2 separate regions of the Homo sapiens genome follow, and region 1 is linked to region 2. Evidence: chromatin contacts called from ENCODE Hi-C or POLR2A ChIA-PET data. All regions are on one chromosome and are shown on one strand. Each heading gives the region's core, a stretch centred on a gene start or an enhancer-like site at or near the end of the contact. The rest is flanking DNA. Distances are from core to core; before and after follow the strand shown. Region 1 overlaps AXL (AXL receptor tyrosine kinase). Region 2 holds the start of CYP2B6 (cytochrome P450 family 2 subfamily B member 6).

What was found. Hi-C counts contacts between places; a loop is a spot of excess contacts on that map. ChIA-PET counts read pairs that join two places held with the same protein, here RNA polymerase II (POLR2A). Pooled maps may share reads with other maps.
Region 1: a map with no recorded cell type shows a loop between it and region 2 (4-fold over the local background). The contact joins the enhancer-like site here to the promoter of CYP2B6 in region 2. A Hi-C loop is called at or near these places in 1 of 37 single-sample maps with no recorded cell type and 1 of 50 pooled maps. POLR2A ChIA-PET finds 5 or more read pairs at or near these places in 1 of 52 experiments (A673).

Annotation. Positions count from the first base shown.
Region 1 is chr19:41,232,554-41,235,336 of GRCh38, forward strand. All of the region lies in intron 6 of AXL (AXL receptor tyrosine kinase), which reads left to right. Among named protein-coding and RNA genes, the nearest start is that of AXL, 15 kb to the left of the region's middle. Within about 2 kb of position 1,332, at least 4 of the 41 ENCODE cell types and tissues checked have a DNase peak (open chromatin) inside an H3K27ac peak, as active enhancers do.
Region 2 is chr19:40,989,674-40,992,691 of GRCh38, forward strand. CYP2B6 (cytochrome P450 family 2 subfamily B member 6) reads left to right here and starts at 1,609. Exons shown (of 9, transcript NM_000767.5): 1 at 1,609-1,803. The coding sequence starts at 1,633. RefSeq lists promoters at 1-1,648, 1-1,614 and a cis regulatory region at 1,351-1,374.

The DNA of each region.
Region 1 (2,783 bases), core at 82-2,581, 240 kb after region 2:
CAGAGGTTGCAGTGAGCCGAGATCGTGCCATTGCACTCCAGCTTGGGTAACACGAGCGAACTTCCGTCTCAAGAAAAAAAAAAAAAGAAAGAAAGAAAGAAGAAAACCAAAACCAAAACAAAACTCACAGATCTGTAAATATAAGGCCTAATTCTGGTCTGAAGTTCTCTGAGATTAGAAAGTTGGAGATGGGGGGTGGACAGTGCCTATGATGGTAGATGACAGTAATGAAGAATGACCAATTTCTACTGAGTGTCCGCTGTGCACCGGGTCTTGCATTAACGCACACCTGCTCGTGTGTTTGTGAAGGAGGGTCTATGGATACACCCATTTTCCAGATGAAGAAACTAAGGCTCAGAGTGGTTAACCAGATTGTCCAAGGTCACATCAAACCCATGTCATGCTCCTAACCTCCTTAGAAACTGTTTTTTGTTTTTTCTTTTCTTTTTTTTTTGAGACAGAGTCTCGCTCTGTTACCCAGACTGGAGTGCTGTGGCGTGATCACGGCTTATTGCAACCTCCGCCTCCTAGGTTCAAGCAATTCTCTTGCCTCAGCCTCCTGAGTAGCTGGTATTACAGGCGCCCACCACCACGCCCAGCTAATTTTTGTATTTTTAGTAGAGACAGGGTTTCACCATGTTGGTCAGGCTGGTCTCGAACTCTTGACCTCAAGTGACCCGCCCACCTCGGCCTCCCAAAGTGCTGGGATTACAGGCGTGAGGCACCGCGCTGGGCCCTGAGAAAATGTTTAGAGTCAGTGCTTGATTAAACAGGAATTGTCTTATACTTACATGCTCTGAGCACAACCCCATCTGCTTGTCGTTTTAAACCTAGAAAATAGTGGCTATTGGCTGGGCATGATAGCTCACGCCTGTAATCCCAGCACTTCGGGGGGCTGAGGCAGGTCTGTACAAAAAATTCAAAAAAATTAGCTCAGTGTGGTGGCACACACCTGTAGTCCCAGATACTCGGGAGGCTGAAGTGGGACAATCACCTGAGCCTGGCAGTCAAGGCTACAGTGAGGCAGGATTGAACCTCTGCTCTCCAGCTTGGGTGACAGAGTAAGACTCTGTCTGAGAAAAAAAAAAACAAAAAACAGTGGCTATTAATCTTCCCGTTTTCAAGGTGAGGAACTGAGGCCCAGAGAGGGGCCCCCTCTCTGGGCCTCAGTTCCTCCCATCCTCCTCCCCTCCCCGGGGCTAGAAAGCCGAAGCTGAGATTCAATCCCAGAGGCCAGCTGGATTTGGGAGACCTCAAATGCCAGGTCAGGCATAAGTTGCACTCTACCCACATCACCAAGTGTCCCCAGGAAAGCAGAAGTGTGTCCTCTTCCCTTTCCAGGTCTCACTTCCTGCTGCACATGGGCTAGGGCTGAAGAGTTCCAGTGGGAGGGTCACAGCCGTCCCAGGGAAAAGAGAAGTGGGAGCAGGCATGGGGAGACCAACTGTCTGTACCCATCTCCTCTCTGTCCTGGTAGAGGTTCCTCTTCCTGTCTGTCACTGCAGGTCAGAGAGCAGGCATGGTGACAGCCTCACCCCCTCCTCGTACCCACCATCTGCCCCCACTCCTCCCCAGGTCTCATGGTGGTGTCATCTCCCTCCATGGGGGCTGTGTGACTTTGGGCAAGTTGCTGAACCTCTCTGGGCCTTGGCTTCCCTGTCTGTAAAATGGGGATGAGAAAAGAAATTGACCCCATAGGGTGGTAGTGCGAAGTCAATGAGTTCATCCAGTAATGTGCTTGACAGAGAGCTTGGTACATATTTGGCACTCAAGAAATATTTGCTAGGCCGGGTGCCATGGCTCACACCTGTAATACTAGACCTTTGGGAGGCCGAGGCAGGTGGATCGCTTGAGCCCAGGAGTTTGAGACCTGCCTGGCCAACATGGTGAAACGCCATCTCTCCAAATAATTAAAAAATTAGGTGGGGCTGTCATTACACCACTGCACTCCAGCTTGTGTGACAGAGTGAGACCCTGCCTAAAAAAAAGAAAAAAGAAAAAGAAAGAAAGAAAGAAAACAAACGTTAGCTGTTGATAATTATAATGTGCAAAGCAGTTTATATGCATCATGTCATTAAACCTTATACCCTGACAAGTAAGAACTGTGATGCCCATTTTCCAGAGACAGAAACTGAGACTCAGAGAAGTTAAGACACTCACTCTAGGTCACACAGCAAACAACATCCAACACAGGACTTAGATCCAAGGAATCTGGCTTTAGAGCCCACACCCTGTGGCAGTAAACTCCTTCCTGACATACTGTGTGGCTGTATGGCTGGAGTCTCCAGGGTGAAGGGGAAGCCCTTGGCTGCACCATTCCTGAGGCGTGGCTGTGAATTGTGTGGTTATGGGGGTTTTGTGGTTCCATGTGGCAGGGCTATACAGATGTGTACACCAGTGGTGGCCCCCTCCACTCTGAGTGTGCCATTCCTCGGGTGGAATAGGTATGGGAACCTGTGCCGCTATGCAGAGCTTGACACTTGTTGCCAGGAAACACACATAAAATAATAAGTGACAGGCCGGGCACGGTGGCTCGTGCCTGTGATCCCAGCACTTTGGGAGGCTGAGCGGGCAGATCACCTGAGGTAGGGAGTTTGAGACCAGCCTGACCAACATGGAGTAACCCTGTCTCTACTAAAAATACAGAATTAGCCGGGTGTGGTGGTGCATGCCTGTAATCCTAGCTACTCAGGAGGTTGAGGCAAGAGAATCACTTGAACCTGGGAGGCGGAGGTTGCAGTGAGCCGAGATCATGCCATTGTACTCCAGCCTGGGCAACAAGA
Region 2 (3,018 bases), core at 359-2,858:
AAAGGGTTTGCTTAACATTGCAAGAAAGATGTTGCCTCATGGTCAAAAGTCAGGCGTAGGATGAGACAGGCAGACACGCACACATTCACACCCACGTTTTGCAAAGATGGACTGACCCTGTCAGAGGATGTGTGGGTGAAGGTGCACAGTGAGGATAGAGACATATGGGAGTCCAGTAGACATCAATCAAACTGGACTCAGTTTGCACACACCTGGAGCTCAAGAGTCTCCAGGGGGAAAACAGAGACACAAAGTCAGACAGAGAGAGAGCCAGAGAAATTTCCTGCACCGTGAAGATAGTCAGAGGCAGGGAAGAAACTCCTTAGCACTAGTTAGAGTGATCAGAAACCAAGAGGACCTGATCGCTGTACCTGCCAGGTCTCAGTTTCTGTCTCCTTCCAACTGACCACCTCTTCCTCTGAGACTCACCAGTTCTGCATCTCTTGCTCCTCCTTCTGTTTCTCCGACCACTTCCACCTGTGGCTGTCACAGAAGGGCGGATGAAGGAGGGGACACTGGAGATAGACTCAGCATCTGCAGGCTTCCAAAGAGAGGGGCTAGGAGATCCACCAACACACCAGCACAAATACACCAGCACACACAGATACACACAATTGGTTCATGTATTGCTAGGTTACAGTTTGCTATGCTACAAAGGCAGTAGGCCAAATTTGATTGAATTGAATAATTCCTTATTTTCATCAGCTTCTCCTTTTTTTTTTTTTTTTTTTTTTTTTGAGATGGAGTATTGCTGTGTCACCCAGGCTGGAGTGCAGTGGTGTAATCTTGGCTCACTGCAGCCTCCACCTCCCAGGTTCAAGTGATTCTCTTGCCTCAGCCTCCCGAGTAGCTGGGATTAAAAGTACCCACCATCACGCCCGGTTAATTTTTGTGTTTTTAGTACAGATGGGGTTTTGCCATGTGGGCCAGGATGGTCTCGAACTCTTGACCTCAATTGATCTGCCCCCCTCAGCTTCCCAACGTGCTGGGATTACAGGTGTGAGCCACCGCACCCAGCCAGCCTCTCAGTTTTGAACATGCACTACCACCACCTCCACAACACACAAATGTAAATGCACTTTCGTATATAAAACTGTATAAATACAAGGAAGCTCATACACATGCAAGGATACACACATAAGCACCCCCAGATTCAACCACAGAAATATACGCCAGTACATTTGCATAAATTCAAACACCCCTTTACATGTAAAAATCATATAAGCACATACAGGGATGCAAGCAGGCATGGACAAATGCATGCAAGCACAGACAAACAGACAAAGCTAAGTAAAAAAGTGCAAGCTCACCTATGCTTACAAAAATAGACATACATATACCCACAAACCCACACACCCACACATTCACTTGCTCACCTGGACTTTGATATCTCTACCACTGTATCCCTGCCAATATCTACAGAGTGGGTAAAGGGATAGGCATCAGGTCACTGGGTTGCCCAAGCAGGAAGTCTGGGTTCCCTAACAACTTTTTCTAAGCTAATGCTCCTGGATGATGATGAAAAAGGAGGTGGGGAATGGATGAAATTTTATAACAGGGTGCAGAGGCAGGGTCAGGATAAAAGGCCCAGTTGGAGGCTGCAGCAGGGTGCAGGGCAGTCAGACCAGGACCATGGAACTCAGCGTCCTCCTCTTCCTTGCACTCCTCACAGGACTCTTGCTACTCCTGGTTCAGCGCCACCCTAACACCCATGACCGCCTCCCACCAGGGCCCCGCCCTCTGCCCCTTTTGGGAAACCTTCTGCAGATGGATAGAAGAGGCCTACTCAAATCCTTTCTGAGGGTAAGACACAGACGAATGGGGTCTGAGGGTGAGCTGCTTCTTGCCTTGGTACTTGGGGAAGCTTCACCAAACAGAATGAGGCAGACTTCCAGAGTCAGGGGTGGCACGGGCATGGTTGGTGAGTACGGAGCATGGTGAAGCATGATGGGTGGTATTATTAGGAGAAAAGCATCAAATTAAATTTAGCAGAGTTTATTTGAGCAAAGAAGTGACTCATGAGTTGGACAGCTCCCTAAACCAGGAAAGACACCACACGGCAGTATGGTCAAGTGGTATTTACAGGCAGAAAAAGGAGGTGACATACAGAAACAGCCTGATTGGCCACAGATCACAGCTTGCCTTACTTGGTCACAATCTGAGCAGTTTGCAGCCTGTGTGGACTGAAAGCCCAGCTGCTCTGATTAGCCAACACTTGGCTACTTGTCACAAGAATATATTCATTTGGGCCAGGTGCAGTGGCTCATGCCTGTAATCCCAGTGCTTTTGGAGGCCGAGGTGGTGGATCACCTGAGGTCAGGAGTTCGAGACCAGCCTGGCCAACATGGTGAAACCTTGTCTCTACTAAAAATACAAATATTAGCTGGGCATAGTGATGCGTGCCTGTAATCTCAGCTACCCAGGAGGCTGAGGAAGGAGAATCACTTGAATCCAGGAGGCAGAGGTTGCAGTGAGCCAAAATCTTACCACTGCACTCCATCCTGGGTGACAGAGTGAGACTCCTTCTCAAAAAAAAAAAAAAAAAAAAGAATATACTCCCAAGTTAGGTTGCAGTTCACTCTACAGAGAGAGCTTTAGGTCAAATTTAATTTAATTAAACAATTCTCCCCTTTTGGTCAGCCTCAAAATTTTGAGATTGACCAAAACCTTGGGCATCAACATTACTTCTGTCACCATCATAATGGACTTGTCTGCTCTCAGTATGGAATTCACAATGGACAATGTCAACGTAGTTGAGTGATTCTTTACCTTTTCTTCATGTTTTTGTTGTTCCCACTGTAATGAGCCCACTGGATGTACAAAGAATGGCTGCATATGAGCATTTAAGACTCTTTTTTTTTCTGAGACAGGGCCTCACTCTGTCAGCCAGGCTGAAGTGCTGTGGCATGATCACGTCTCACTGCAGCCTTGACCTCCCAAGGCTCAAGTGATCCTCCTGCCTCAGCCCCCCAAGTAGCTGGAACTACAGGTGCATGCCACCACGCCCAGCTAATTTTT